Regions from separate parts of the Homo sapiens genome. Here regions 1, 3 and 4 are each linked to region 2. Evidence: chromatin loops called from intact Hi-C (ENCODE). Cell type or tissue: Caco-2. All regions are shown on one strand. Each heading gives the region's core, and the rest is flanking DNA. Links, peaks and the distances in the headings are about the cores only. Region 1 holds the start of LOC107984192 (a long non-coding RNA gene). Region 2 overlaps LOC105376360 (a long non-coding RNA gene). Region 3 has its middle 8.5 kb from the start of LINC02639. Region 4 overlaps LOC105376360 (a long non-coding RNA gene).

Evidence for each region. Hi-C counts contacts between places; a loop is a spot of excess contacts. Peaks named below come from ENCODE experiments on the same cell type or tissue, not always from the same donor. Only the 100,000 strongest peaks of a DNase experiment are listed, where the experiment ranks them.
Region 1: a loop joins it to region 2, with 2.1 times the contacts of the local background. A loop is called at or near these places in 4 of 110 quality-filtered maps.
Region 3: it touches region 2 in a loop (2.8-fold over the local background); 5 of 110 quality-filtered maps call a loop at or near these places.
Region 4: it touches region 2 in a loop (5-fold over the local background); 4 of 110 quality-filtered maps call a loop at or near these places.

Annotation. Positions count from the first base shown.
Region 1 is chr10:3,483,117-3,490,897 of GRCh38, reverse strand. The region is part of intron 3 of LINC02669 (long intergenic non-protein coding RNA 2669); the gene reads left to right. All of the region lies in intron 1 of LOC105376360 (a long non-coding RNA gene), which reads right to left. The region is part of intron 1 of LOC124902538 (a long non-coding RNA gene); the gene reads right to left. It overlaps LOC107984192 (a long non-coding RNA gene), which reads right to left and starts at 7,351. Exons shown (of 2, transcript XR_001747329.1): 1 at 5,415-7,351; 2 at 1-5,077. RefSeq lists an enhancer at 3,690-4,889. In Caco-2, for the core only: no CTCF peak of the experiment used is centred there; a DNase peak (open chromatin) is centred at 4,357.
Region 2 is chr10:3,736,601-3,744,381 of GRCh38, reverse strand. The region is part of intron 1 of LOC105376360 (a long non-coding RNA gene); the gene reads right to left. Among named protein-coding and RNA genes, the nearest start is that of KLF6, 45 kb to the left of the region's middle. RefSeq lists enhancers at 1,900-2,039, 3,613-4,812. In Caco-2, for the core only: no CTCF peak of the experiment used is centred there; DNase peaks (open chromatin) are centred at 3,595 and 3,871.
Region 3 is chr10:3,821,597-3,829,377 of GRCh38, reverse strand. No RefSeq gene overlaps it. Among named protein-coding and RNA genes, the nearest start is that of LINC02639, 8.5 kb to the left of the region's middle. In Caco-2, for the core only: no CTCF peak of the experiment used is centred there; DNase peaks (open chromatin) are centred at 1,937, 3,260 and 3,957.
Region 4 is chr10:3,655,961-3,663,741 of GRCh38, reverse strand. All of the region lies in intron 1 of LOC105376360 (a long non-coding RNA gene), which reads right to left. Among named protein-coding and RNA genes, the nearest start is that of KLF6, 130 kb to the left of the region's middle. In Caco-2, for the core only: no CTCF peak of the experiment used is centred there; DNase peaks (open chromatin) are centred at 3,991 and 4,749.

The DNA of each region.
Region 1 (7,781 bases), core at 1,458-6,457, 250 kb after region 2:
CTACCTTCTGTTTCACAGTGGGCAAGTCTATGCAAACCTGTCCCCAAAGTCCAAGGAGGCTGAGAGGCCAAAGAAAGAGGCTGGCAAATCCAGTCTCTTAAAAAGAAACATTTAACAGTGTCTTACAAACAGAAGCCACGTCTGTGTCTTAGGGGACTAGACAAGAGAATGGATCCCCGCCATTAGCCCCAGACCTGGAGCTCATGTACCAGGGAAAGGGTGGTTCAGAAGAGACATGCAGGACAACTGAAGTATGACAACATCACAGTTGTTTGACCTACAGGCAGGATTTATGCTAAGTGCCTGCTCTAACACAAGGAACAATCGATAAACTGAAAATCTTGGAGGCCTTCCTGGAACTGGGGTTCATCAAAGCCAACATGGGAGATTAGCTTCCAAGACAGAGTCTCTTGGCCTTAGTGGTGCTGCCTGCAGCATTCTAGCACCCACCTCCACATAAAAGCGAGAGGTGGTTCCCATTTATATCGGAGTCTTGGAAGGATCCATACATTTCATGCAGGGATGTCAGTCACGGCCAGCTGATACACTTATACAACATTACTGAGACCATAACTTTACAGTTTTTGTTCTTTCAATGTATCTCAAGGCCTGATTCTGAGAAATAATACTGCTGGGGAATTGTACAAATGATATGCATTTCATTCTTCTGTTCTTCACTGCATAAAAGAAACAAACTGTGAACTCGGACTTTATCTGCCTGACCCCAGATGGAGGAGCTTGTACTGCCTTGTCATTAGTGTTGGGCTCTTGACTTACATGGAGGGGTGCATTTCGACATGCCGCAGAAAGGTTTCCCAGGACGGGCAATCAGAGGAGGTTTGTCATCTGCTCATCACCCAGTATCTTCCTTATTAATAATACTCAAGAGGGAATTTTGTCTGAATACTTCAGAGCTGGTCGTGGGGATTGGGGGAGGTAAAAACAACAGAAAATAAAGTTTCATTCAAAAATTTAATCTGTATTTTTCAATGTTTTCTTCCTTTTTATTGATACATAATAATGGTACCTATTTATGGGGAACCTATGATATTTCGATACATACGTACAATGTGTAATGGTCAAATAGAGTAATTAGGACATCCATCACTGCAAACATTTGTCACTTTTTGTCATTATTTTTCAATGTTTTCTTCCACTTTACTGATACAAAACAATGGTACATATTTATGGGGAACCTGTGATATTTCGATACACACATACAATGTGTAATGGTAAACGAGGGTAATTAGGATATCCATCACTGCAAACATTTGTCATTTCTTTGTGTTGAGAGAACTTCTGTATTAGTCTGTTTTCATGCTGCTGATAAAGACATACCTGAGACTAGGTAATTTATAAAGAGAAAGAGGTTTAATGGACTCACAGTTCCACATGGTTGAGGAGGCCTCACAATCATGGTGGAAAGTGAAAGGCATGTCTTACATGGTGGCAGACAAGAGAGAATTGAAAACCAAGTGAAAAGGGTTTCCCCTTATAAAGCCATCAGATCTCACGAGACTTGTTCACTACCACAAGAACAGTATGGGGGAAACCACTCCCATGATTCAATTATCTCCCACTGGGTCCCTCCCACAACACATTGGAATTATGGAAGCTATAATTCCAGATGAGATTTGGGTGGGACACAGCCAAACCATATCAATTTCAAATCTCTTCTAGCTATTTTGAAATATACAATAAATTATTGCTAACTATAGTCATCCTATTGTATCATCAAACACTAGAACCTATTTCTTCATCTAACTGTATGTACCCATTAACCAACCTCTCCTTATCTCTCCACCCTTCCCAGCCTTCAGTTACCATCATCTATGCTCTGCCTTCATGAGGTCAACTTCTTTAGAGTCTACATATGAGTGAGAACATGCATGACCCGTCTTTCTGAGCCTGGCTTATTTCACTTAGCATAGGTCCTTCAGTTCCATCCTCACTACCGCAAATGACAAGATTCCCTTCCTTTTATGGCTGAATAGTATTCCACTGCGTATATGCACCACATTTTCTTTATCCATTCATCTGTTGATGGACACTTAGGTTGATTCCACGTCTTGGCTATTGTGAATAGTGCTATGATAAAATAAGTATTTCTCAAAAGGAGACATACACATGGCAAATACGAATATATTTAAAATGTTCAACATCACTAATCATCAAATACAAATCAAAAGCACAATGAGATACCATCTCACCCCAGTTAAAACAGCTATTATCAAAAGGACGAAAAAATCAATGCTGGCAAAGATGCCAAGAAAAGAAAACTCTTGTACACTGTTGATAGAAATGTAAGCTAGAACAGCCACTGTGAAAAACAGTATGGAGGTTCCTCAAGAAACTAAAAGTAGAACTCTGATCCAGCAATCCCACTTCTGAGTATGCACCCCAAGGAAAGGAAATCAGTGTGCCAAAGAGACACCTGCACCCCATATTTATGCAGCACTGATCACAATCGCCAAGATGTGGAATTAACCTGTACTTTTGTGAAAAATTGAATTATTTAAATGCTTCATTTTGCCTTTTCTTCTAGCCTCGTGCCAGCAACTTAAATCTATCAGCAATGGAGAATGCCTGGCATTGGCTTCTGCATGAGTGCCGTTTTAGTTGCTTTGTATTCTTCTACCTTGATTTTTTTTTCTGTTTTTCTACATGAGTGTTGCCTGCAGAGTTCCCTGATTGACTCAAAGTACATCTTCTATATTGCTTCAAGTAGTGCTGGTCATGAACACAATTCAGTCTTAGTCAGCTATTGGAACTGATTGACTGCAAAGTTCTGGTGCCTCTTCTCGCAGCCCAGGGCAGATGGACGTGCTATGTGGGGCCCGTACAAAACAGAATCATGGAGCTGGTGGGGCAAGGAGTCAACCTCCCTCCTAGGGCCTGCAGCCTCCACCAGGGCAGAGAGCAAGTTTCTCTCAGCTTCTGCTCTCAGGTGGTGACCTGGCAGGGAGGACAGCTTGGCAGTAGGTGCAGGCACTGGACGGGGACCTCCTGGCTCCTCTCCTAGCTCTTGCAGCACCAGCCATAAGGCACTCAGATCATGCAACTTCCCGGTGTCTCCGTCTCTGCATCTTTAAAATGGGGCTAATAAGAACACTTTTCTCATAGACTTATAAAGAGAATTAATTAAAAAAAATAATGCTTGGCTCAGAATGTACACTCCATGAACATCACCTGTTACCACTTAAGAAGGGTGCGTACCCTCCAGCCGCATCCATGCCAGTTCCCGTTGTCTCACCCTGGGCCAGCGACACCCATCTTAAGTCACAATTGAGAATACAAGCAAGACACGCTGAAATCTACCAGAATAAAGGTCCATCTTCACAGAACAAGCCTGTTTACACTTGAACCCACAGTTTTTCAGTCATATCCAGACTTCAAGGAGGGAAGAGGGCTCCACCGCAGGCTTCCTGTAGCAAGCATGGGGGCCATATCTGAGTCCCCTGTGGCGTTCTGTCACCATAGACTGTGACTTTCAAACAGCACAGTCACTTCTCACAGTGTTAAAGGTCAGAAGTCCCAGATCAAGGTTCTGGCAGATCTGGTATCTGGTGAGTATCTGCTTCCTGGGTCATAGATGGCGGCTTCTCACTGTGTCCTCACATGGTGGAAGGAGTGAGGAAGGAGTGAGGGAGCTCTCCAGGATCTCTTTCAAAAGGGCTCGAATCCCATTCATGGGGGGTCCACCTTTATGAGTTCATCATATCCTAAAGCCCCCACCTCCTAACACCATCACCTTGGGGGTGAGAATTTCAGCATGTGAATTAGGGGGAGACTCAAACATTTACACCACAAACAGGCAAAGAGCCTGCAGCTGCTAGTGAGGCCACGGCATCTCCCTCCTGACCAATCTCCTCTTCTGCAAATTGCAGCTGCTGGGACAGGACCCAGGAGGTTCCGGAGGATCAGGAGGTCCACCTGGGAGAAGAGCTGATCGGCTAGTAGGAGAGCTGGAAAAGCAACAGACACCTACTTAGTCCCTTCCCTGGGGCCCGGCTCCAGTCTGAGCTGTCACGCCACAGCAAAGGCATCACTTCAGGACAGCAAAGCCCCTGTCTCCCTCCCTTCCAGCTCCTCAGACTTCACCCTGGTAACACGTTTGTTTAAAAAACATATTTTTCCCCCTTGTAAAGAATCTAGGATACAAGGGGTCAGCCCAGCAGTTTAGGTATCAAGAAGAAACTGCTCTCGGAGCTAAAGTAAGAAACAGTGCCTGTCTATAGCGCAAATAAAGAGTTGGAACAAGATAAAAGGCAGTGATCCTTCACCAGCCAATCTCCAGGTGGATCTCAGGAATCCTGTGTGATGTGTGACATCATCTGGGAAAGCCCCGCAGTTGCCATGGAGACGCACCTCCCAGGCCTCGGGAAGCTGCCCCACCTCTCTGCCACCTTCTTCCAGACTGGTCATGGCAGGCTGGCTCTGATCTGGGTCCCAGACAGAGGGGAATTGGTTTGCCTTTTTTCTTTTCTTTTCTTCTTTTTTTTCTTTTCTTTTCTTTGTAAACTGCAATGACCGTGTGTGTGTGTGTGTTTGTGTGTGTGTGTCTGTGTATGCATATATATAAAGAAAGAGAGAGAAAAAAAAACAGAGTGCCCCACGACGCAAGGTGCCCACCTTGACAAATACACTGTGGGCAGACAATAAACCCTTATGAGGTTCTGGAGTGGCAGCAGCAATGGCCTCCTGCCCTCCTGGCGGGCTGGAGCCTCCTCCTGGCAGGTGGGGTAGGGTTGAAACATCAGAAATGCCGAGAAATGTCTCGGTGCAGCCTGATTACAGAGACACTTGTGATCCATGATTTCTGCTGCTCCACTGCTGAAAAAAAGAAAAAGGCCTGGAGTGCCTCATCCGCTGTGGTTTCTCTCCCATTTAAGTAAAATTGGAAACTTTTTTAAAAAGAAAGCACAATCATGTAATTAGTGCAGGCTCTCTTTTCTGGTTTTTTGAAAAGAGGCATTTTCACACACACCTTAGTCCATCTTAAACCCTTTCAACGTTCTGCATGCTCTTCCTAATTCCAGAGAGACAGAATTTTTATTTCCTTCGATCGCAGGGATACCTACAATGGAATTTACGTCTCAATTAACAGTTTGACCAAGGGTTTACAAGTGGTTGAATGGAGTACAAATGAAGAATTCGAAGAAACGCAAAGAGAGAAAGTGGACCGCCCATAGACACCTGCTCTATGCAAACAATGGACTCCTTCCCTTTATCTTAAGGGGTCTTACGCTACCTGTTTCTACGTCCTTTGCTGGTTCCCATGACAGAAATACACACGTTTCAGACAAGATTAAAATACAAAATCCCAACCATAGCCTCATCTTTGCACACACACTCTCTCATTTCCTGTTGGTACCAGCACTTTTCTATTTCGGTCCTGGGTATGGCTCACTAACCTACAGCAGCTTCCTCATTTGCACTTGACGTCTTCCCAAACAGCATTTAAGGGACGGAGCACAGCCCAGAAGGCAGAAGCGAAGGACAACTGCCAACCCCAAGGGGGAGCAGAGATCTGGGAAGGAAGACACTCATGGTAAAGGTAAAACCAAAGAAATCACACGCCTAGGAAATAACAGATTCTTCTGCATAAAATAGACTTGTGAGAAACTAATTGCTACAGATTTTATCTCGCCCAAAATAAACCGCAGGGAAGATATCATGAGCATACTGTAACGCATAAAATCTTGACACTCGTGCTAAAATACTCAAAATATACCCTGGAAGGTTGGAGCTTGTCTTCAGTGTTGGGTTCTGCAAATTATTTCAAACAGCTCGCCATATTTGTGGTATCACATTGAACCGGGTGTGAGAGGCGGGGAAGAAACAAAGTAGACACAGCTCTTCCTTGGAGATGTCTATCCCAGAAGGCGGTTTCCGAACAGCCCAGGAGAGAGGAAAGCTCCATTTCAGAGATGCAGACATGTTGGCCAGGACCGCGGAGGGAGGTGGCCAAAGGACCCCCTTCTCAGAGGCAGGGACTTGGAATTTCTGCCCCACGGCCTCTGGGAGAGTGGAGGCTGCTCTCGGGCAATTATCCCAAATGATTGTTTATCACTCCCAGTTCCAGAAGGCCTGGAAAGATTACATTCCAGAGACTTGATCACTGAAAATGCCCGGGTGGAAGCTGTAATTACGGCTTTCTCAGAGCCTACAGCATCTCCCCTGGGATTATTTGCATAAAGTCATTTCCTGTGGCAATTGCTGAACACAACAGTGCCCTCACTGTCATCCTACAGGCCATGAAGAGGGCTGCCTAGGCGAGTGTTTCAGCATAAATGTGTGCTCAGCAACCTCTGTGCGGCTGCCTCTTTGTAAAAATAAACATGCGGTGGAGTTTCTCTGTCCCCCGTCAAGCCCTGCAGTTAATTATAGGATATCTGGAGTCGTCAAGCATTCCCATGGAGCATGGAGGGAGGTGACTTTACAACTAGCAGGTTTCCATCAGAAGGTGACGGCAGTGACAGTGGAGCTCAGACTGGACTGGCGCTCCCCTTACTAGAAACCAGAGGGAGAGGAAATCAAGAGCCAGGGCGGGGTGAATTTCAAACAGCCCAGGGCTGGAGCCGGAACGGGAACCCCAGCTCCACCTCATCAGGGCCAAATAACCAGCTGCTATGAGGGGGCAACATGCTATCGGGATAAAGCATATGAAACCATAGAACCTTCAACAATAGGGCGTGAAGAAAAAAACAGAAAAATAAGGCCACACGGGCCCAGAAGGAATGCATTGCTCAGTGGCCCCAACAGAGAAAGTGGAACCACGTGAGATATTTCCATAAAACTCAGTCTGCACTCTCAACCCCATGGTGGAAGTCACAGGGACTACCCTTGAAGAGGCTCTGTACATCCTACAGGAGCCTGCAGAGAAAAAGGCAAGCAGCTGGGAAAGAACTGGATGCAGGGGCTTGGTGGGGACAATGTCCCCCTTCTACTCACAGCGGAGTGGGTCGGGAGGAGAGCCCTGTGGTGAGATCCCGATAGGCAGAGGCCGCGCTTCCTGATGCCTTCCTGAGGAGGAGTTCAGGAGCTTTCTCTCACTTCTCTTCTCTGAACAATGCCATGCCTGTCATGCTGTAGCTCCCTGTTCCAAACCACATGCACATGTATACATGCCTATACACACATATGTGGACACATGCAGACGTACACGTACAGGCAGCCACACACATGCATACATGCCTATACACACATGTATGTGTACACAGAGATGTACACATACAGACAGGCACACACATGCTTATATAGGTGCGTACATGCATGCACACATTGTACGTGTGTACACATAGGCATGTGCACACATACATGCACATGTTAACACACATATAGACATGTACTTTCTTGCACACAAACCTACATACACATAAAGATTTACACGTGCACATGCATGTGCACATATGCAAACACAGGCACAGGTACATGTACCATACAGGCATCCACATACACATGTGTACACATACCACATGGGCATGTAGACATACATACACAGAACATTCAAATTGGCTTTTTTTTTGAGAGAGGGTCTTGCTCTGTCACCCAGGCTGGAGCACAGTGACATGATCATGGCTCACTGCTCCTCGACCTTCTGGGCTCGAGCAACCCTCCACCTCAGCCTCCTGAGTAGCTGGGACCACAGGCAGGCACCACCACCCCTGCCTAATCTTTTCAAATTTAATAGAGACAAGGTCTTAACCTAGGTCTCACTATGATGCCTGGGCTGGTCTGGAACTCCTGTGCTCCATTGATCCTCCTGCCTTGGCCTCCCA
Region 2 (7,781 bases), core at 1,749-6,748:
GGCGCTGTCTTTGTTTTAACCTTCTTTCTTTCCCCATAAATTGTGACTCTGATATCGATGGTAAGATTTCAAAATGTCAAATACTAACTTACATTATTCTAGTAGTTAATTGAGAAAAATACAAAGATACAGAAAAAATAGGGAAAAGTAAAATATATAGATAACGATTCCAGGAAAGCTTAATTAAAAAAAAAAACACACAACAGGAGTTACAGCAAAAGAAACTTGGAAAAACAGAAATTATAAAAGAAATAAATCAAGAATATTGTTCAAAGCTAAAGAATATAAGCCTTTAAACTAAAAGGCTCATAAAATACCAAACAATTCAAATTAAAAAAAGAATTGCAGCCGGGTGTGGTGGCTCACACCTGTAATCTCAGCATTTTGGGAGGCCGAGGTGGGCAGATCATGAGGTCAGGATATCGAGACCACCCTGGCTAACACAGTGAAACCCTGTCTCTACTAAAAAAACAAAACAAAACAAAACAAATACAAAAAATTAGCTGGGCGTGGTGGTGGGCACCTGTAGTCCCAGCTACTCGGGAGGCTGAGGCAGGAGAATGGCATGAACCCAGGAGGCGGAGCTTGCAGTGAGCCGAGATCGTGCCACTGCACTCCAGCCTGGGCGACAGAGCAAAACTCCATCTCAAAAAAAAAAAAAAAAAAGAATTGCATTTGAACACTTGATTGGGAATGTTACATAATGAAGGTTAAATCAGAGTAACAAAAGTGTTCAAAATTGAGAATCACTGAAAAAATGATAAGAATTGCTTTAGCAGTATTGAACAAAAAATGCAATAAAGCAAAACCTTCAAATTAGTGATAGAAATTATTTTGAAACACTACTTCTTTCATTTAGTAAATCTATTTTTTATGGGCCTACCCTAAGGAAGATGTTTGTTATTTTATACATTTTTAATTTGTTAACCAACAGATTTGGATGCAATATTGCTACTCAGTGTGTTTCCAATATTTAGAGCTCTTAGAAGAGAAATCCTAAGCAAATGATCCTGTTTATTTTCTCTCCAAGTTTCACATCTACAGGAGTTAGTTTGGATAAAGAGAACATAATATTCTCATTCTGGGCTTTTTCTTTTTTCTCTAACAAATTTTCATTTATCTGTTGATATATACATGACAGTCTTGCTTTAAAAAATTATAAATTTTATGGTTTCTTTTAGGCAGGTTAAAATATTTTTGCTAACCCATTCATTCATGCATTTGTTCAGCAAGCTTTACTGAAAGCATATCATATCCCATGCATTGTGATAGGCACAGGACATGTAAACAACAACTGCATTGCTTGTCTTCAAGGACACACACACGCATATAAACACACACATATATACACACACACGTATATATACACATATACATATATATGCTCTCTATGCATGTATAGATGCAAATACATAAAATGTGCATGCATGTGTGCATGTGTGTGTGCATGTGTGTGTGTGTGTGTGTGTAGTCCTTGTCTTCAAGGTCCATATGTATATATTTCTTGTCTTCAAGGACACACACACACACATGCATATATATGACAAAAAATGTATATATGAAACTTGAAGGCAAAAAAATAGCAGGAGTTAGAGCAAAATAAACTTGGAAAAACAGAAATTATAAAATAAATGAAACAAGAATATTGTTTAAAGCTAAATAATATGAGCCTTTAAACCAAAAGGCCCACAAAATACCAAACAATTCAAATTAAAAAAGAATTGTATTTAAACACTTGCTTGTGAATGTTATGTAATCAAGGTTAAATGGAGTAACAAAAGTGTTACTATACACACACGCACACATACATGGACTACACACACACACATACATGAACACACACATGTATATGTATATGTATATATAGAGATTAACGGAAGTGGCTGCTGAGATTATGAGGACCTAGAAGTCTCACAATCTGCTGTCTGCAAGCTGCAGAGCCAGGAATGCTGGTGGTGTGGCTCAGTCCCAAGTCCCAAGTTCAAATCTGAAGACCTAAGAACCAGAAGCTCCCAACGTGAGGGCAGGAGAAGATGGATGTCCTGGCTACAACACAGAAAGAAAATTCACCCTTCCGCTACATTTTTTGTACTGTTTGGGCTCTGAAAGTGAAACTGCCTTTGCAAAATTATGACTGAGACAGTGAAAAAGATCCAACTTAACCAATTTCATCTTGCCTCTAACCTCCAAGCTGTCCTTGTTCATTCTTGTCATAGGCTGAACTAACTTTGGGAGAAACTTAGTTCATAGTTTACAGTTTAAAACAAAGACAATAACAGCCCTTTCCCAAAACAAACCTCCTTCTTGCCTGGGAACTAGGCTACTAACATTAGCCACAAGATTAGTAATTACGGTTTAGGAGTCATGCAGCTGGAGGCTACGAGATTCTGAACCTCTTTAAACTGCTTCTAAAATCCGTGCTTGAGATGTTTTGTAGACCCTGCACTTGATGAAGCAGCTGGCACCACACAGATGGATAAACTGGCCCATCTGATCTTGTGACCCCCACCCAGGAGCTAACTCAGCCCAAGAAGACAGTGATGCTCCATGATTTCATCTCCAACCCAACCAATCAGCACTCCCCAACTCACTGCCCCTCCCCACCCACCAAATTATCTTCAAAAACTCTGATCTCCAAATGTTCGGGGAGACTGATTTGAGTAATAATAAAACTCCAGCTTCCACACAGCTGGCTCTGTGTGAACTACTCTTTCTCCATTGCATTTCCCCTGTCTTGATAAATCGGTTCTGTCTAAGCAGCGAACAAGGTGAACCCGCTGGGAGGTTACAAAAGAACTGGATTATGCCCACATTGGCGAGGGTGGGTCTTCTTTACCTCCATTCACCAATTCAAAAATCAATCCCATCAAGTCAAATGAAATGCAAATCTCTTCCAAAAACACACCTGGGAATGGACTTTTACCAGCTATCTGGGCATCCCTTTGCCCAGTCAAGTTGACATAAAATTAACTATCAAAAAAGTCTTTCTGAAAAGTGGATTAGCCGGGCACAGTGGCTCACACCTGTAATCCCAGCACTTTGGGAGGCCGACGTGGGCAGATCGCAAGGTCAGGAGATCGAGACCAACCTGACTGACACGGGGAAACCCTGTTTCTACTAAAAATACAAAAAATTAGCTAGGTGTGTTGTTGGGTGCCTATAGTCCCAGCTACTCGGGAGGCTGAGGCAGGAGAATGACCTGAACCGGGGAGGTGGAGCTTGCAGTGAGCCGAGGTCGTGCCACTGCAGTCCAGCCTGGGGCACCTGGGGCAACAGAGTGAGACTCCATCTCAAAAAAAAAAAAAAAAGAAAGAAAAGTGGATTAAAGATCTTAATTTTACCAATCAAGTAAAAATATACATTGCAATATAAAATATTATTTTGTGAATCTTTTTCTGAAGATTTAAAAATTATCCAATAAATATGTTTAATCTAGATTTTATTATAACAAAAACCACTATGTCTGCTGATTGGTCAAATTCAAGACCTGTACAATAAGGATCACTAAAATATGAGCTGGCGGAGGACAGGGTTTTGGCTGCATTCTTACAGCTGTATCTGTGGCACCACGGACAGGTTTGATTTCAGTGGGTGACTTGGCACTTAGTAAACACATTCGCTGACTGAGTTGAATACTTAATTATGTGTCAGCCTCTGGATTTAACACACACTCTCTTGCCCAAATTTCACAACTGCCCTATGTAATAGACATTACTCTGCATTCCTAATACTGAGAAAACAGAGGTATTAAGGGCTTGAGTAACTTGCTGCAATTCTCCAGTTAGTGAGTGATAAAGTCAGAATGCGAATCTTTACCTAAATGCCTCCCTTGATGACCAACCTGTGAAACAGCTACTGATATCTCATGTGTACTGAAGATGAGGTTTCCTGGCTCAGCTGATAAGTCAAGTGTTTTTGGTAGGGACCTACACAATGGGATGATTCAGCTTTTATGGACTCTGCTCCTTTAGTCTATTCTGAAGGGTTATATAATGGATTTTTCTCTTTTACTAATGTGTATCATTTTATTAGTGTTTGAAGTCTTGTAAAAAGTAATATCTGAAGGATGTAAGACAGCAAGTGAGAAAGAAACAGCTCAGAAGAGACTGAGTAATGCTGAGTAATGTTACCTGAACTTCCTGCTCTGCTGGGGTTCCTCTCATACCATATGAGTGGGTAAAGGGTGAAACGAAAATCTTATCTCAACATCCTTCCCCTGTGGATGACAAACTTTGATATTTATTTTATCATCGATATCAGTGAGTCCATATTTATAAAGCGAGGAGCTCTTACAGGAAAGCATTTGTCAAATACCTAATTACAAAATATATTGACCTTCATATTCTAAGTCAAGTGATATATTTTGTATCATTTTCTGCAGAATTATGATAAAGCACAGTGTGTATAAAGTCAAGTTACCCATTATTCTAGCACTGTTTAGTGTTTATATGACACATGCCAAACATGAGAATAACCCCCGTTTGAAAATGTATTTTTTTGGTTACTTACAGCTACCTTATTTTTTTCTTCTTCTTTTTTTTTTTTTTTCTTTGAGATGGAGTCTTGCTCTGTCACCCAGGTTGGAGTGCAGTGGCACGATCTAGGCTCACTGCAAGCTCTGCCTCCCGGGTTCACTCCATTCTCCTGCCTCAGCCTCCCGAGGAGCTGGGACTACAGGCATCCGCCGCCACGCCCGGCTAATTTTTTGTATTTTTAGTAGAGGCAGGGTTTCACCGTGTTAGCCAGGATGGTCTCCATCTCCTGACCTCGTGATCTGCCCACCTCGGCCTCCCAAAGTGCTGGGATTACAGGCATGAGCCACCGTGCCCGGTCTATTTTTTTCTTCTTATAATACATGTGCATTGTAGTACATTTGAGAAACACAGAAAGGAACAAAATTTTAAAAAAATAAAAATTATTTGAAAACTTGCCATGCCCATATTGTGTCTATGAATGTTTTGCTCTATTTCTTCCTATGCCTATATGTCTATTTTAATAGGATACAATTTAGGTGATGACTTTTTTTCCTCTTAGCATTAAATCACTGGTAGTGTCTGATTTTGCTTTATCATTTCCAGATAGTAGTAGCAAAATCCATAGGGGCTGGATTCAAATAGTTACTCTGTTTAGACATTTTGTCACATAAGAGTCTTATAGTTTTCTCTTATCCTCAGTTTTCTCATGTGACTAATCATGGTCACAATATTAATTCACAGGTTTGTTGAGAGAATCAAATGAACTCATGCATGGTGAAACTTTTGATATAACGTATGACTCAAACTAAATGTTCAATAACAAGTTACTATGTAAAAAACACTTAGAAATCATTCTAATGATTGCACAATAGTTCATTATATTGATATACTTTATTTATTTAGATATTCTTTTCTTTTTAAATTTTTTTTTTCAATTTGAAAGAATTCTGGAAAAACAACAGTCTTGAGTCAATATTCTGATTATATCCTTAAGATAGATCAACAGGAATGGAATCACTATGTAAAACACTGTCATCTTTTAAGGATAGTGAAAGGAATTTGAAAATTGTTTTTAAGAAAGGCTGTAGCCAATTATACTGGCATCAGGATGCCTGTTTCACCACAACCCCAAGGTGCCAATTAAACTATGTTTTCTTAGAAAGTAATCAACATTCTTACAGAGAAATTAGACAGTGTGGATGAGAACAAGAAGAAAATAAACATCTCACAATTCATAATCACACATGAAGACTATTGCTTTTTTGTTATACACATTCTGATTCTTCCTTGCATATGTAAGAATTTTTATTCTTTAACACCATTTTATTAAAAATCTGTACCAAATAATTATATTACTTTTACTTATTTATTCTAGAAGCATTTATTTTTAGTAATAAAGGAATAACTATCTTTTTTCACATAATAAATACATCTAAGGGCATAGCACATGATTATTAAAGGAAAAATAGTCCACATAGATTAACAGAGAAAAAATTAAAATAATATAAAATTCTGCCACTCCAGAGTAACCTCTTTGCTGTGTATACTTTTATGTATTTTTTTAACTATATATTATATACAGTTGACCCTTGAACAATGCAAGCGTTATAGGCACTGACCTCTCGCACAGTTAAATATTCATGTAGGGTTTGGCTGTGTCCCCACCGAAATCTCATTTTGAATTGTATCCTGGTGGGACATAATTTAAATCATTGGGGTGGTTTCCCCCATACTGTCCTCATGATAGTGAATAAGTCTCATGAGATCTGATGGGCTTATCAGGGGTTTCTGCTTTTGCTTCTCTCTCATCTTCTCTTGCCAGCACCAAGTAAGAAGTGCCTTTCACCTCCCGTTGTGATTCTGAGGCCTCCCCAGCCACATGAAACTGTAAGTCCAATTAAACCTCTTTTTCTTCCCAGTCTCAAGTATGTCTTTATCAGCAGGGTGAAAACGGACGAATACAATTCACATATGACTTTTGACTCCCCTAAAATTTAACTACTGATAGCTGACTCCTGACAGGAAGCCTTACTGATAGCATGAACAGCTGATTAACATATAAATAAGACTAGTATCTACATATAGTTTATGTATTCATGGCATACCTTTTTCTTAATTTTTTCAGGATTTCTAGGCTAAGCAGCTCATCTGTAAGGTTTTTCAAATTGTTACAATCTCCAAAAAAGTTTTCAATATATTCATTGGAAAATCCACACACAAGTGGACTAGAGTAGTTCAAACCCATGTTGTTCAAGGGTCAACTGTACATATAAATATTTGTTTCCACAAAAATGGGGTTATACTATGTATTATTCTGGTCACCAGATTGTACAAATATTTGATCAGATATAAACAATGAACATATTTAAGTTAAATCTTTGAGTATAGCTATAATTATTATAATAAATCTTTCCAAGTAAACTTATTGGACAAAAGGATGTACTTATTTTAAAGGTTTTTAATAGGAATAAGCAAATTAGTTTACAAAAAGGTTGTATTAATTTGTTTTCCACCAATAGTGTAGGAGGCTGTTTACTTCCTCATATGTGGGACAACATTGGATACTATAACTTATTTTTAATATTTGACTTTTGATGGGTGAAAATAGTATCTGGTATGTTATAGTTCTTTGAATGCTATTGAGGCTAAATAATTTCATATATATATATATATATACATATATATATTTTTTCTTTTTTTATGGCCATACGGTTTTTTTTCTAAATTACTTGTTTATATTCTTTGCCCATTATGCTATTGAAGTGTGTGCCTTTTCAAATAATGTCAGTCATTTATAGTCTAAGAATGTTAACTTTTTCCTATCATATATGTTGGAAACTTTCCTCAAATTTTCTGTTTGCCTTTTAGATTGTTTATGGAATTTCTAGGTAAAGGAAATTGTAAATTTTAAGCCTCTTATTATTTCTGTTAAGTCAACTTTCAAAATAAGCTTGGGAAAGTAAGTGGTGTTGATCTTTAAAAATAAAATAAAAAGAAAATCTCATTGGCAAATAGCATGTTCTAGGCTGAGAGTTTTTTATTCTTATTTTTAATCCTCTTTCAACATTTTTAAATGAATAAAAACGGTGCAATAGACAACGTTTGTGCCCCATTCCCCTCCAAATTCACATGCTGAAATCTTAATCCCCATTTAAGAGGTGATTCGACCATGGGGACAGAGCCCCCTATTGGGATTAGTGCCCATATCATCAGGCCCCAGATGGCTGCCTCACCCCTTCCGCCTTGCGGGTACACAGTGAGCAGTCACTGTCTGTGAACTGGGGGGCCAAACTCTCACTAGACGCC
Region 3 (7,781 bases), core at 1,908-6,907, 85 kb before region 2:
AAATATGGTACTTAGGGGCTAGGAATATATAGAGGTGGGTGTCTCCTTCATATCTAAGTCATTCTGACATTCTTTCAAAATACATTCATGTTCCTTAGACCTACAGTGTGAATACGGGAATGCCAACCCCCCTTTAAAAATCTCTCTATATGTTTTTTGTATTTTATATTACTAGAAACTAAACTAAGGTTTGATGTCTGTTTTTGCATATATAATCTTTTCTTCATCATACCACCATTGTGTTTTTTGACAACAGTCTTCAGAGTTTTATTATTTTTGTTAACAGCTTAAAAGACAAATACTGACGTCCTTGAGCTTTTCTTAGTTTCAGTTTCGATTCTGATTGTAGTTTAAAGGGAAAGAAAGAATTACCCATGAAAACTTCACGTGACTAAATGAAAGGTCAAAAGACTCACTAGTAATTTTTCAGAAACGAGGGGGTGGGTGCCGAGAAGTTTCCTTACATACCAAGTTTCTTAAGCGATGTCTGTTATTTTAACATCGAGTTCTGGCATGAACAGCATTCTACAGATCTTTGCCTAGTCATTGTTTTATAAGTTCCTTTAAAACAGGTTTTTGTTAATGTTTATGAATTCATTCATTACATTATACACAAAGTGGTGTAGCTTTATGTCAAAGCAATCCCTCTCTCTCTATTTCCGGATGAGGACAACTTCACTTATCTGCTACGATGGACGTCAGAATCATTCCAAGAACTCAGAGAGCTCGTGCCCCACGGCGGGACGTTTGCATGTTTCCAGGGAAAATGCCTCCTTCTTCTACTTCCTCCCTCACCCCATGCACACACACAGTGACCCACACAGTCACACACACACAGAGACACAGGTACCCACACAGAGTCTCACACAGACACACACCTACACATACAGGCACAAATATACACAGATACACATATGGCCATGCACATGTATACAGACACATGCACACACAGACACACAGACACATATGTGCACACGCAGATGCATAGTCACACAGATACACATATACACACCCTTATACATACACATGGACACACGTCTATACACTTACACACTCACAAAGACACGCACACATAAGCTCATGCACAGCCATACACACAGACACATGCACACATATATACATGAACATACACACAGAGACACACAGCAGTACATATACACACATACACACCCAGCACACACAGACACACATGTACTGTACACACAGACATGAATACACACATGCACACGAGCACATACACACCCCCAGAAGCATACGCGAACACGGGCACAGGTGCAAGTGCAGACATACACAGGGTCACACACACCTAAATATACACATGGAGACACAGAAGCACACAGACACGCTCGGAGACCACAGACACACACATGTACATACAGGAACACACACGCGCGTACATACAGGAACACACACGCGTACATACAGGAACACACGCGCGCGTACATACAGGAACGCACGTGCGCGTACATACAGGAACACACGCACGCGTACATACAGGAACACACACACAGAGGTTTCTTTTGGGGGTTGGAGGTGGGGTGTTGAGTTCCCCCTCCTCAACCCTCCAACCAGTGCTTCTCCCGATTACTCTTTCAGGGATCGCTACCAGATGTTACAGTCCGGTAGCTCTGAAACAAGGTCCCTGTTGCTGGAATTTCCCAACAGAAGATAAGCCTGGTCAGGAATGAAGAGCAAGGAATTCAAGAATCAGATGAAGAGTGTTCATTGAGCCAGCATAACTCCAGATTCTCTCCTCTCTCAGACTCACCTTTCCTAAGGCAGGGAATCCTGTCATAATTATAGAAGCAGCTCTGTCGTAAGCAAATAACAGCAAAGATGAGTCCTAAAGGCAAGTTAGCGTAAGTTAACATATGTCCATACGGCAGCACCTGCGGCCCTGACGCCTGCCTCTATGTGGACAGGCATGCAGACTCGGGCTTGAATTCCTGTGCCACCAATCACTGCCCTGTGTCCCCAGGGAAGTCATTTGCCTTTCTAAGCCTGAGTTTGTTTCTTGATCCACAAAAGGGAGATGAGACTGCCACGTAGCTACATCGCCTGAGTAGGCCAGCTCCTTCCCCTTCACCCCGGAAGAATGCTTCCGGTCCCCTTCCCTCTGCCCCCGAGAATGCTTCCAGTCCCCTTCCCTCTGCCCCCCGAGAATGCTTCCAGTCCCCTTCCCTCTGCCCCCCGAGAATGCTTCCAGTCCCCTTCCCTCTGCCCCCCGAGAATGTTTCCAATTGTGCGGGTGCTTCTCCTTCTCAGGGCTGGCCCACTTTCCAGCCCACTGTCTTCTTGACATCTCTTCTGTGACAAATTTCTCTCTTTTTTACTGCAACCTCGTCCATGGAGGCCACAAAGTGAGTGTGTGTGTGTGTGTGTGTGTGTGTGTGTGTGTGTGTGTGTGTGTTGGGAGGAGTGAAGCGGGGAGGAGCCTCACATCACTTGCAAATTAGCAAGCCTATCATCACGTTTCCTAAGGAACGGATAAGAGTTTTCTCTAACAGAAAGCCTCACTCCCTCAGCAGTCAACTCACACCATGGCCAGCTTCAACATATTTTTAAAATAAAATATCCTCTTATGACATATGATGGCTGACAAACTCCCCTTTCTCCCCTCCCTATTACTCACTCTCTCTTCCTATTTTTTAAGAAGGCGGCAGTGAGTTTGAAGTGTTCTTAAATCAATCGCGCTGGGCCCTGGTGGTACCGGAGGTCTTGTCATGGCACCTAACGGTTTTAGTCTGATTTTTAACAGATTCTTGGACACCAGAGGCCCAGGGAAATGTTATCTGGAGGCAGGTCTGGGGTGAAGGCACGACCCTGGAGCCGATCTGCAGGATGGCTTGAAACCGTGAGCCTGTCTCACGTGGCTGGGACCCCATCCCAGAAAGCACTCACTACCCTCCAAAAGATTCTAGTATCACAAGAAATCCCACTGCCTCAGGTTTGGAAATTTCCAAACCTGAGAAAACTGAGAAATACCCACATAAGTACTTCCTACCACCAAACTGCCGGGATGCCAGCAAAAGGCTCCATATCGTCCCCATCGGGGTCCACAGCCTGCGCGTCAGCCGTGAGATTGGAAGAAGCTGGGGTTGATAAGCAGCCCTGTGGGAACCAGCTATAAACGCACACATGGAGACAGAGGAGCACACAGGAAAATGGAAGAACTTCACGGCCAGTTTATTTGTAACCAGAGCCAAAGCCTTGAGCCAGCCACGCCGGTCACCGGTCAGCTGCAGTCGGCCTCACTGCCCGGCAGGAGCTGTGGCCACCACGTCATGGAGGAGTGGGAGGGCAAGGGATGAAGAGGGGGAAGATGAGAATCAGAGCCAAATCCTCGTGGCTCCCCCAGGCTGTGAGGACGCATCCCTGTGGGTCAGTTCCAGGCCTGAGCATTCCCATGTGTGGGAATCACATGTTTATTAAAACGTCAAGTCACCCAGAACGCGTGTGTTTCTGTGCTTAGCTAGCACATTATAGACCGTGTGTTATGAGCCACGCGTGGACTCCAGACTCATCACCAAGGTGGTCTTAAGCACCAGGGTGGTGTCAGGCAAAGGTTTGGGAGTTTAGCCTTCTCTGAAACTCCTATTAGCACAAAGTCATTTACATAGGCTGATCGGGTTCAGGGGTGGTGACTTGGTATAATTTTCCTATCACTGTGTGATTCTATTCTATGCCTTTACGTTTTTTAACAGCCTCCGTTTCCCCACCTTACGGAGTGGAGTTTCTTGATCCCATTCCAGAAGGCGCTGTGGTTTGCACCTTTTCTACCATATCCACTCTGCATTCTTCAAACACTTTATTTAAGGCAAATTGATTCTCCCACTGCCGCCTCAGGTTAAGTCTGCTGAAGTCAAATTGCTCAGTCCAAATTCCAAGGTTTCTCCTAATCCTTTGCCACACACCCTGCAACTTTATCTCTCCCTGCGGCCAGAGGCTTCCTCATGACCTCACGGCTGGGGCATCTGCTCCTGGGCTTTGCTCAAATCCTTCCAGACGTGGGGCAACTGTGCAAGCAGGGAGTGGCCCTGTTTAGAGGGCCTCAGAATCAAATTTCCTTTCTCTAGTGATTGTCTGTCGGGTAGAGATTGAACACCAGCATGGTAATAGAATCCAGCCATAAAGGCATAAAATAATACAGCCTATTTAAATTATTTTATAGCTGGCCAATATCAATGTTACACACATATGCCAGTCATCAACATTTTTTTAAACTAAAGCTTTTTACCTTAGATAAGCCTCATCCTCCATTTCTACTAGATTCTTGTCATGCAGATAAGAATAAAATACTCAGCTTGTACCTAAACAGAGGTCATAAACAAAAATAACTGACGTTTTAACCAAACTGTCTTCTGAAAGATTGGAAATGTCTTATGAAAATATTATTGGGGGAGAAGAATGAGGTCTGTGGAACTGCATTTCAAACTCCTTCTTAAAATATTTTCAGCTTAGGCGAACAATGACAGTTTCTGCAAGAGTCCAGAATTGTAAAATTTACAAAAAAACTAAATATAAAAACTTGCAAATATCTAAATACAAAAATATCTAAATATAAAAAAATGGATGGCCATTTTGGATATTGTTCTTATATAAAATATTTAAATAATACAAAATTATAACCTGGATCCCAGGACCACAGGATAGATTTGTAGTCAATAAAGACTGCTGTGTGAGACATCGTTAGGCTTACAGTTTAGAAAGTTCCTCCTTCGATATACAAAAGCAACAATAGAATCATCTTTTCTTCTATTCATACACGGCGACAAATAGAATCTATTTTTTAAAATATTTGTTCTATGCACCACTTAGAGAAGGAGAATTAGCAGATCTAATTGATCCAACTTCAAATTCTGTACTTCACCAGCCAAGTGGCCCCAAAGAAGTCACTGAATTTCCCGGACTCAGTGTATTCTCTGCTGTCTCACAGGTAAACTGCCTGCTTAGACATCCGCACTGCTCTTGGAAGTCTTAGTGAAACAAAGAGGTTGAGAGCACCTTGAAAACATCACCCAGGAAACCTAAGGACCCTGTCGCATCCCACATTCATTCCTAAAAATCTTCACATCTCACCTAGAAAAATGAAATCAATGTTGGAAAGATGAACCAAAGCTCTGTGCTTTGAGATTTCAAGTGATGTTAAGACTTTCTTAATATAGGTTGGTATTAAGAAGAACTCAAGTGGGTCACAGACACAAGATTAATCTTCATGCCTGTTAGGAGCCTCCATTGTGATCTAATTTTGCCTCCAATTACATGGCAGTGTTTTATCAACAGAACACCTTTCTCTTCATCTAGACTGTTTCTCTTTGAAGATCAGAGGGCTGTGACTTTAGCTTTATTTACAGGTTTGGCCAACTATCTAATTAGTGAGTCTGATAATGTTTACATCATCACTTTGATAAAGAGGAGAAAAGAATAGCTGAATTTCCCAGAAACCAAGTATGATTAAAATAAAAATGTGTCACATTCCTCCTCTTTAAACAAAGGCCCAAGCAAAAGAAATGGTATTGATACCAAGAGGAGCAACGCCATGCCTGGCTGCAGGAAAAAAAAGCCATATATGATGCTGTGATTCCTACAACATGGTATGATTCTTTATTGAAATGTCAGTATTTATCTGTTAAAGTCTAAGTAATGGCATGACGAAGGGTCTTGTAATTTTTAATTCACACCAAACTTTCTGTTTATTTTAATTGGCCAAATGTAGATCAATAAACAGAACTGCTAGTCAAATGGGAGATGAAGAAGTAATTCCAATCATGTCATACCAGGAGTGTGGATATACACAGAAGGGGTTCAGATCCCTTCACATCAAAAGTGGTGATAACTTGATGTGTTCAGAGAAAGATGGCTTTTTTTTGGGGGGGTGGGGTGGGGAGGAAAAGAGGCCCATATATGTTCATGTAATTTTAGCAGTTTACATCTCCACCTTCTCTGACTGCAAATCCCAGAAAGAGAGAGTCAGAGAGGCCGGTCTCTGAAGCTGACAATTAAATGATGTCCAGGTATTCTTCAGGAAGAGATATCACCCTTGGATACTCTCCATGCAATTCATGAAAGATAACGCCAATTTGTATAAAATACAAAAGATACTGAAGGCATCACAAAATCACAGAGCTGGTCATCTTCCTAAATATATGGGGTTATATCATGCTTTGAAATGGAAGGCCCTGCAGTAGGTAATCTGCATGTCAGCACGCATTCTCCTGTCCTGTTACTAAATCTACCTCTGACTGCGTGTCTCCTGACTTGGGGTGTGCATGGACACTGCCTTGTGACCCGTCAAGAAGGAAGCTACTTACAAAACCATTACATTCACATCCATCTAGCACAGGATTTGAATGTCACGTTGAGGTCTACCTAAAGAATAGCCATGAGAAAAAATATCTTCATCTTATTGATTTAATATATACTATAAATTTTTAATAAATTTCCCCACAGTGGCATTTAAGAGAATACATTTCAAAGGGAATTATTATACCATTTCATGGGAAAGGGATTCTCGTGTTGACCCCAGATCTATGGAGAACATGAACTCAAGTCAGCTTCCCGCTGGGCTCTGTCCACAGTTAACCAGAATCATCAATTCCTTAGCTTGGAATTCGCTTTGTTACGGTTGTCTGGTTATCTGGTCTTTATCTTAAAAAGATCTTTTCCGCCATAAGATAAGTTTGCAGGCATGGAGTCTGGATTTGTGGTTATTGTAAGTGGGAATGCTAAGGGCCAACATCTATGAATAATATAAATTGAAATGGCCAATACTGGAAATCTGTCTTTCCAGAGATAAAGGTTATTAGAATTTATGTGCCTAGCACACAAGGAGAAAAAGTAACTTTTTCATTTTGCTGAGAAACTAGAAGGTTTCAAAGTAAGTGAAGTTTGTACTCAGTCATGGATTAAGTCAGCGAGCACAAACATAATCTACCGGGCACTCGTCTACACAGAGAGGAGACAGAGGTGGCCACAAGACCCCTGAAGGCACTGACCGATGACTTCCCATGATATCCCCCCACCTCTGACTGCATCAGAATGGATCTTACAAATGTGCATTTTCTTTTTCTTTTCTTCTTCTTCTTCTTTTTTTTTTTTTTTTTTTTTTTTTTGGACAGAGTCTCCCTCTGTCACCCAGACGAGTGCAGTGCAGTGGTGCCATCTGGCTCACTGCAACCTCCCGTGTGCAGTGGTGCCATCTGGCTCACTGCAACCTCCTCCTCTCGGGTTCAAGTGATTCTCGGGCCTCAGCCTGCCAAGTAGCTGGGATTACAGGCGTCTGCCACCACGCCGGGCTAATTTTGTATTTTTAGTAGACACAGGGTTTCACCATGTTGGTCAGGCTGGTCTCGAACTCCTGACCTCAGGCGATCCACAGCCTCCCGAAGCGAGTGTGATGAATTTTAAGAAATGCATACCCCTACCCCTGAATGGCCATCCCCAAATCCGCAACCAACACTTCTGCTAACACAGAGCCTCTGCGTGCAGACTCCCTTCCCGCTCTGCCTCCAGCATGCCCTGATGGGGTTTCTATCTCGAAAGATGAGTTTGGCCTGCTCTAGCTGTTCACGCAGTGCAATCGGACCCCACCTGTCTTTGGTGTCTGGCTTTTTCTGCTCAGCGTGAGACCGAGATTCAAGAGTCACTGGTATGCATTGGATCATTTTCCCACCAGATATTGCTGTTTTATCAAGTAGATACTGAACATTTTAATTACATTGAAATTCCATTCATGACTTAAGAAAACAAAACTATTTAACATAGTAGACACTGGGGGAACT
Region 4 (7,781 bases), core at 1,245-6,244, 80 kb after region 2:
TGAGGGGCTGGGGTGGAAAGCACTCTGTGCCTGGCCTTTCCCAGAGGCAGGAGCTGTGCACACACATGGATGCTGCGGCCCCATCTGTGGAAGGTGTGGGGCTGGGGTGGGATGCACACTTGGCCTGGCCTTTCCCAGAGGCAGGAGCTGTGTACCCACACAGATGCTGGGACAGAAGACAGACACAGATGACTCCAGCTGGACAAGGGGAAACTGAGAGCAAGGTGCAGTAGAAAGACGCCAGTTCAGTGTTAGTAGGTGTCAACGTGTCTGAGGATCAGCAGGACAGGTGTGCTGAGGAAAGGGGCTAGAGATGGAGGAAGGCAAGTGTAGAAAAGAGGCTGGGTGTGGTGGCTCACCCCTATAATCCTGGCACTTTAAGAGACCAAGGAGGGAAGATCACTTGATCCCAGGGGTCTGAGACCAGCCTGGGCAACATAGTAAGACCCCATTTCTACAAAAACTTTTCAAAATTAGCAGAGAGTGGTGGTGCACACCTGTGATCCCAGCTGCTCAGGAGGCTGAGGTGGGACCCCAGTAGGTTGAGACTGCAGTGAGCTGAGATCGTGCCACTGCACTCCAGCCTGGGCTACAGAGCAAGACTCCGTCAAGAAAGAAAGAAAGAAAGGAAAGAAAGAAAGGAAAGAAAAAAAAAGAAAGAAAGAAAAAGAAAGAAAGAAAGGAAGGAAGGAAGGAAGGAAGGAAGTAAGGAAGGAAGGAAGGAAGGAAGGAAGGAAGAAAGAAAGGAGAAGAGATGAGAAAAGAAGAGAAGAGAAAAGAAAAAAAAGAAAAGAGCAAAGAAAAGAAAAGAGAAGGTTTGAGATGGAGGTCATGAGGAGTTCCAGGTCTGAGTGATGAGAGGTCTGTAGCAGGACTGTGGGGTGGGTGGCGAGTGGCACTGAGGGATGGAGAGCCCTAGACATGGTGCCCTTTCTTCCTGGACCTATGAGCAGTGCTGGGCAGAGTTGATGACTCTTTCCCCCCAAATCCCATTCCTCCCATTGCTTCCGATGCAGCCACCCTCCTGGTTTTCCTCCTGCCACATGGGATTTTCCTTCTCCAATCCCACTGGGGCCTCCTCCGGTCTCTAAGGTCTTAGGACAACACCCCAGATCTCTTATCTCTTTTTCCTGGTGGTCTCATGCATTCTCATGGCTTTTAGTGCCTCCACAGCTGCTGAACCCACAGGGATACAGCCGGCTCAGACCTCTCTCCTGAAGCCCAGATCCCTACATCCATTCGCCTACTTGCATTTCTGCTTGAATCTCTTGTGGCTCACACTCGATCTGTTCAAGACAAAATCAGTCTTTCTCCTGACATCTTTGTTATCCATCACTTCATAACAATATTAATACCAACTTAGTGACTTAAAACAATGTGCTTTTGTTTTGTTTATTTTTAATTGACAAGTAAAAATTCTCTATATCTATGGTGTATTATGTGATGTTTTCACATATGTGTACACTGAGTGATAACTAAGTCAAGCTATTAACATGTGCATTACCTCATATAATGTGTGGTGAGAATGCCTAAAACCCACCTTCTTAGCAATGTTAAATCAAGTTTAGTCTAAAGCTGCCTCCTTCCATATTTTAAGTTTGGCCTAAAGGTTTCTCTGTACGTAGTGAACTAAAACCTAAATGGAGATGTAAACAGACTGTAGCCTACTCTTGTGCCAATCACTGAGCTTTTGCCAAGCAAAGGGGGCCAACTGTTCAAACCATGTGCAACGGAGGCAAATGCCATGCTGTAACCAATGCAGCTGTTTGTGTACCTCACTTCCTTTCTGTTTTCTCTCCATAAATCTTCCACCCCATGGCTGCGCTGGAGTCTTTGAGCCTCCTCTGTCTTGGGAGGCTGCCCAATTTGTGAATTGTTCTTTGCTCAACTAAACTGGGTTAAATTTAATTTGGCTAAAGTTTTTCTTTTAACAGAAATTTTCGAGCATACAAAATATTGTTATTAACTATAGTTACCATAATGCACAATAGATCTTTAACTTATTTCTCCTGTCTAGCTGAAACATTGTACCCTTTGACCAACATCTCTCCAATTTTCCCTGTACCCGCACCAGCCTCTCTTCTCTGCTTCTATGAGTTCAACTTTTAGATTCCACATACCAGTGAGATTGAGTGGTATTTACCATTCTGGGCCTGGCTTATTTCACTTAGCATAATTTTTAATTCACATAGCATATGTCAATTAGCATAATGTCCTCTAGGTTTGTTCATGTTGTCACAAATGACAGCATTTCCTTCCTTTTCAGGGCTGAATAATATTCCTTTGTGTCTATGCACCACATTTTCTTTATCTTTCATCCTTTGCTGGACACTTAGGTCGATTCCATGTCTTGGCTGATGTGAATAATGGCGCATGTGAGTGCAGATATTTCTCTGACATGTTGATTCCAGTTCCTTTGGGTATATACCCAGTAGATAGACTGGTCAGTCGTATGGTAGTTCTACTTTAAGTTTTTTGAGGAACTTCCATACTGTTTTCCATAATGGCTGCTCACAGCATGGGAAGTTGCTTCTTCAAAGCTGGCAGGAGTGAATATTCCAACAGGATGAGCTACAGTCTTATGCATAAGCATAAGTCATGTATGCATAAGCATTTAGTCCTGTCACTTTTGCCGTATTCTGTTGGTGAGAAGAACTCACAGGTCCAGCCTACAGGGAAGGGGGAAGGGGAGTGAATCACACAGCAGGTGACACCAGGCAGCTGCAACCACAGGCGACTCTGGAAATTGACAAGCCCGCATCTCCTGCAGCGACCACCTACGTGGGTGGAAGCCAGACCTTCCGGTTTCTCAGGTCAAACCACTCATATCCCACATAAAGTCTGCCAGCCAACCCCACTGACACTAATTGGGACTGTGTAGCACCTGGCCACGACCCCCACCCCTTCACCACTCCTGCCCTAGGCCAGGCCCTGTCATCTCCCACCTAGAGAGCAGTGACTGCCTCCTGGCTGTGTCCTTGATTCTGCCTTGCCCCCTCAGTATCCTCTCACAATAGCAGGCAGGACGATAAAAAATGTGAATGAAAAGCAGATCACACAGCCCTGCGCAAACCCATAACGATTTCTATCCAGAGTCCAAGTCATCACAGAAACCAGCACAGGCCCCCACAGTCAGGTCCTCCCCAAGTTCCTGCCCCCATCTGACTTTCGACCTCCCTCTCCTGGGCTCTCTGGACTCCAGCCCCCTGTCTCCAGTCTCCATCTTTTTCTTTCTTTCTTTCTTTTTTTTGAGATGAAGTTTCACTCTTGTTGCCCAGGTTGGAGTGCAATGGTGCCATCTCAGCTCACTGCAACCTCTGCCTCCCGGATTCAAGCGATTGTCCTGCCTTGGCCTCCCCAGTAGCTGGGATTACAGACACGTGCCACCATGCCTGGCTAACTTTTATATTTTTAGTAGAAATGGGGTTTCACCATGCTGGCCAGGCTGGTCTCGAACTCCCGACCTCAGGTGATCCCTCGGCCTCCCAAAGTGCTGGGATTACAGGCGTAAGCCACTGCACCTGGCCTCCCACCTCCATCTTATATCACTTGATGTCATTTAACCTCTCAGCTTGCCATCTCTCCTCACCTGGATTTGTTTAAGAGCTAGTTGGCTGCACCCTTGCTGCTTCTGCCTTATCTTTTTTCCATCCAGCTAACCAAACCAAAATGAGCATTTGGAGTCCTAGACAACCATCTCTGTTTCCTTCATGGGTACTGTGAACCCTGAAAATTTGAGACAGGTCTCAGTTACTTTAGAAAGCTTATTTTGCAAAGGTTGAGGATGTGTACCCTTGCACAGCCTCAGGAGCTCCAGACGACATGTGCCCAAGGTGGTCGGGGCAGAGCTTAGTATTAGACACTTTAGGGAGACATGAGACATCAATCAATATATGTAGGAAGTACACTGGTTCCATCCAGAAAGGCAGGGACAACTCGAAGCCAAGAGGGGACTTCCAGGTCACAGGTAGATGAGAGACAAAAGGTTGCATTCTTTTGAGTTTCTGATAAGCCTTTGCAAAGGAAGCCATCAGATATGCATCTATCTCAGTGAGTAGAGGGATGGCTATGAATACAACGGGAGGCATGTTTGCCCTGAGCAGTTCCCAGCTTGAGTTTTCTTTTTAGCTTAGTGAAGAGGCCCAAGGTATTTTCCTTTCACAGGACACATCAGGTCTCCAGCCTCACCAACTTTCCATTTTGCTTTGCAAATGGCCCTAGTTATTCACCTGAAATCTCCTTATTATCCTTTAGGACTCATGCGGGAGTGGCCCCGCCATGTTCCCGGACTGCACCTGACTCCCTCAGGGATGTCGCCCTGAATCTTCTGTGTTGTAAGCTGTTTGCTCCGCGACTCTGTGAGTTCACTGAGGAGCATAAATTAAACGAGTCATTACTGTTAATGTGCTTGCCACGGTGCCCGCAAGTAGTGAGCACTATTTAATTGTTAAAAATTTATTTAAATGAAATTAAAAGGACTGTATATAGTTTGTCTATGTAATATATCCTTGGGGTCCGGCACCAGAGTGGGCAGTCAATGAAGAATGATTCAATGAACGAAGGAACCTGACAAAATACAGCTGAACAGTAACAAAGACAGAAGTCCTCGCAGGATCACAAAGGCCTGAATTTTGGAACACAAATGCAACTGACTGCCCACAGCAGTGCCTCCAGGTCCCCACCCCAGCTCTCCCACAGTAAAGCCGCTCAGGTATTTGCTTTCATGAATGGAGGGAAAGAGCTCCTGTTTACAAAGTGACTTCCTGGGATTTTTTGGCCTTCCTCCAGGCAGAAGCAAGGCTACAGAGGAAGGCCCAGCCAGGGTGAGGACCCAGACTCCTACAGGCGGTGGAGGGATAAAGTTCCGAAAGAGATTTCCCAAAGAGGGATCTCCAGAGGTCTCTAAACAGCCTTTCTCTTCAATGGCAAAAGAGCTGGTAAAGGGGTGAGTCTGTCCAGACAGCACTTCCCCAGCAAAGGGTCCAGGCAGCTCTTCACTGGAAGGCAGGTATAGAGTGAAGGCCTCTAAGGTGACCTACAGGCTTGTTTACCCCATTTATTTGCTTATCTAATTATTTTTGCAGTCCAGGCCTTGTTGGAATTATCACAATTTGTGAATTAGTGGGATCTGAAGTAATAGGGTTTCTCAGTATCTTTAATTATACTTAGGGATGGGAGGATAATTCCCTCATTTAGAAAAGAGACAAAGGGAATTAATTAAACACACAAAAAATGAGACACCACGGTTAGATACAGGAAAGGATTTCCTGCCTATGAATGTGGTTTTACATTTAAAACTGGACAGAGTGGGTGAATCTTTGAAAAATCTTTCAAAATAAGTCCTGTTTCTGGTTGTCTGGCCATGTAGGTTTTTGTGTCCTGAAGGCACAGGTTATGGAAAATCTCTGAAGACTCTGAGCTTCCTCCAGGTTTGATATTTTATTATAATCATTTTCTGAAGGGAGGAATGGTGAGACTGTGTTGTAATTATCTCCGGCTAGAGAAAGGGCACAGCGGTGGCCCATCTCTAAATGCAAGGACTACAAACAGTTACTCTAGGAGTTATCAACCGCTTTTATACTCAATTGGCTTTAAAGAAAAAAAAAAAACTAGCCTTTCTTTCACATCTAAACATGCTTTTTCCTGTGGGTTTACATTTTCTCCCCAGTCTTCCAATGGGCATTCATGAGCGCACCAGTTATTATGCAAACGCTGCTTTTGAAAGAAAACGAGGCACCATTAGATTTTGTTCAATGAAATGTTTTTGACCTACTAGGCATGTGAGGTCGGGTCATCATTTCTTTGATGACGACTCCCATCTACCCAGTTCTGGCCCCTACCAGCTACCTCTGCCCTGTGTCCTACTGGCTTTCGAAGGCTGAATGTTGACATTTCTGACCCATGAAGCTTTTACATGGAACACAGGATATCGAGAGCCTGAAATTGGCCGTGGTTGGAGTCTTCCATTATGGAAACTGGCAAAGGCTCCAAATCAGAGATACTCTCCCGCCCTCAGAACATCCACACTCACACCATGGCCCAATCCCACCTACACAATCCTCCTCCCTCAGTACTTACCCTGAGTAAAGACCAAGGAATTAATCAACCGGCAAAAACCACCTGTACTTATTATTGAAGAATAAAGTTTGCTTACAGGAAAAATGAGGCAGCATTTTAAATTGTTCTAGATTATTCCATATAACTCGGATTGCTAAGGAGACGTGACATCCCCACACTTATCAAGCTAGCTAGGAAGACGCAATATTCTCCATCAAAAAATCAGCGATCAAAAGAGTTGGGTCTAAGAATCCAATACATTCATCTCAAAGCATGTCCTAAACCCATAAACCGCCATCCACATAGGTACCAGGCTTGGAGTTTTTGCTTCCTAACACCTCCCCAAGGCTGATTTACATGTTTAACCTGCTGGATTTTCTGGAGTGAGCCAATCAGTCCTGAGGCCAAGGCCACCAAAAATTGTTTTCATAAGTGTTTTTAACCAAATGATCATTTTGGAATGAAGTTAACAGGCTATGCTATCTAGAACAATCCATGTAGTCTGAGGCTCTGTTTAAATTCCAGCTCAATGACCCAGGATTGATTTCTTTCTTGTCCCTTAGAAAAGAAGACATGTTTTCATTGACAACTCTAAAAATTAAAGTTTTCCACTCTCTTTTCTCTAAATTTCTCCTGTATGTTTTACTCATTCTTAGTATTTTAAATAGGAAATGAGAGAGGGATGGATTAAATGGTACAGGGTCCATGACACCTCCCTGGGGTCCAGACAGCCTCCCCTCCTCACCATCCCCTCCCTCCCACTCCCATTTTGCAGTGTTTACTCCCTGGAGTCCAGGCAGCCTCCCCCTCCTCACCATCCCCTCCCTCCTACTCGCACTTTGCAGTGTTTGCAATTGTTCTATTCCTAGAAAGACATTTTAAACTTAAGTACAAGAAAAAGTGCTTGTTCACGGTAAGGCGGGAAAAGACAGCTCCATTAATACTTTGTAAACGTATCACCGTCTCCTCTAATTAGGTGCCTGCAGTACCTTCCTGAAAAACAAAACAAACTGACAAACAAAAGCCTACTCTCCACCAGGCAGAAAAAAAATAGTTTAGAGAGAAATGTGATAAAATGTTTGGTACCTACTCCTTTTTAAAAATATTATGCTGCAACAATCTCTGCTTTCTGCACAAAGAGACATGAATACATCCATATTTATCACCGCCATTACATCTCATTGATGTTAGGATTGGCAGAAGGACAATGACATGAATAAAGCTGGCTGGTGAGCTAGACGAGTGGACATTCTTGACAGCTCACAGTGTTACCGAGCTCTGTTTGGCTCTCAACACCAACCTTCTGCCCCCACTGTCAATGCTGGTGCACCCAGGACTTGGATCTGGAATCCCTGCTTTTCTCCACTTACCATTTTTGATTCTGATTCTAAAGCTTTAAATACTCCAGAATTTTGTGACTCTCAGATTTCTCTCTCTACTCCTGACCTGCCTGCAAACACTTTCATCCAATTGCCTACTTGGGGTATCGATCCAGATATTGATGGGCGTCTTACACTTGACATATCCCAAACAGAATTCTATTTCCCCTCTGCCTTCTCATTCCAGTAAATGTATCAATGTCTACAGTTACTGAAGTGAAAGACCCTAAGTTGGGAGCTTCCAAAACCCAGCTCACATCCTGCTACCTCCCTCCGTCGTTCTTTCCATCACAGCATCATGCTTGCACCACGGCACTGGCTTTCCATGCGGCCTTTCTTCTCTGT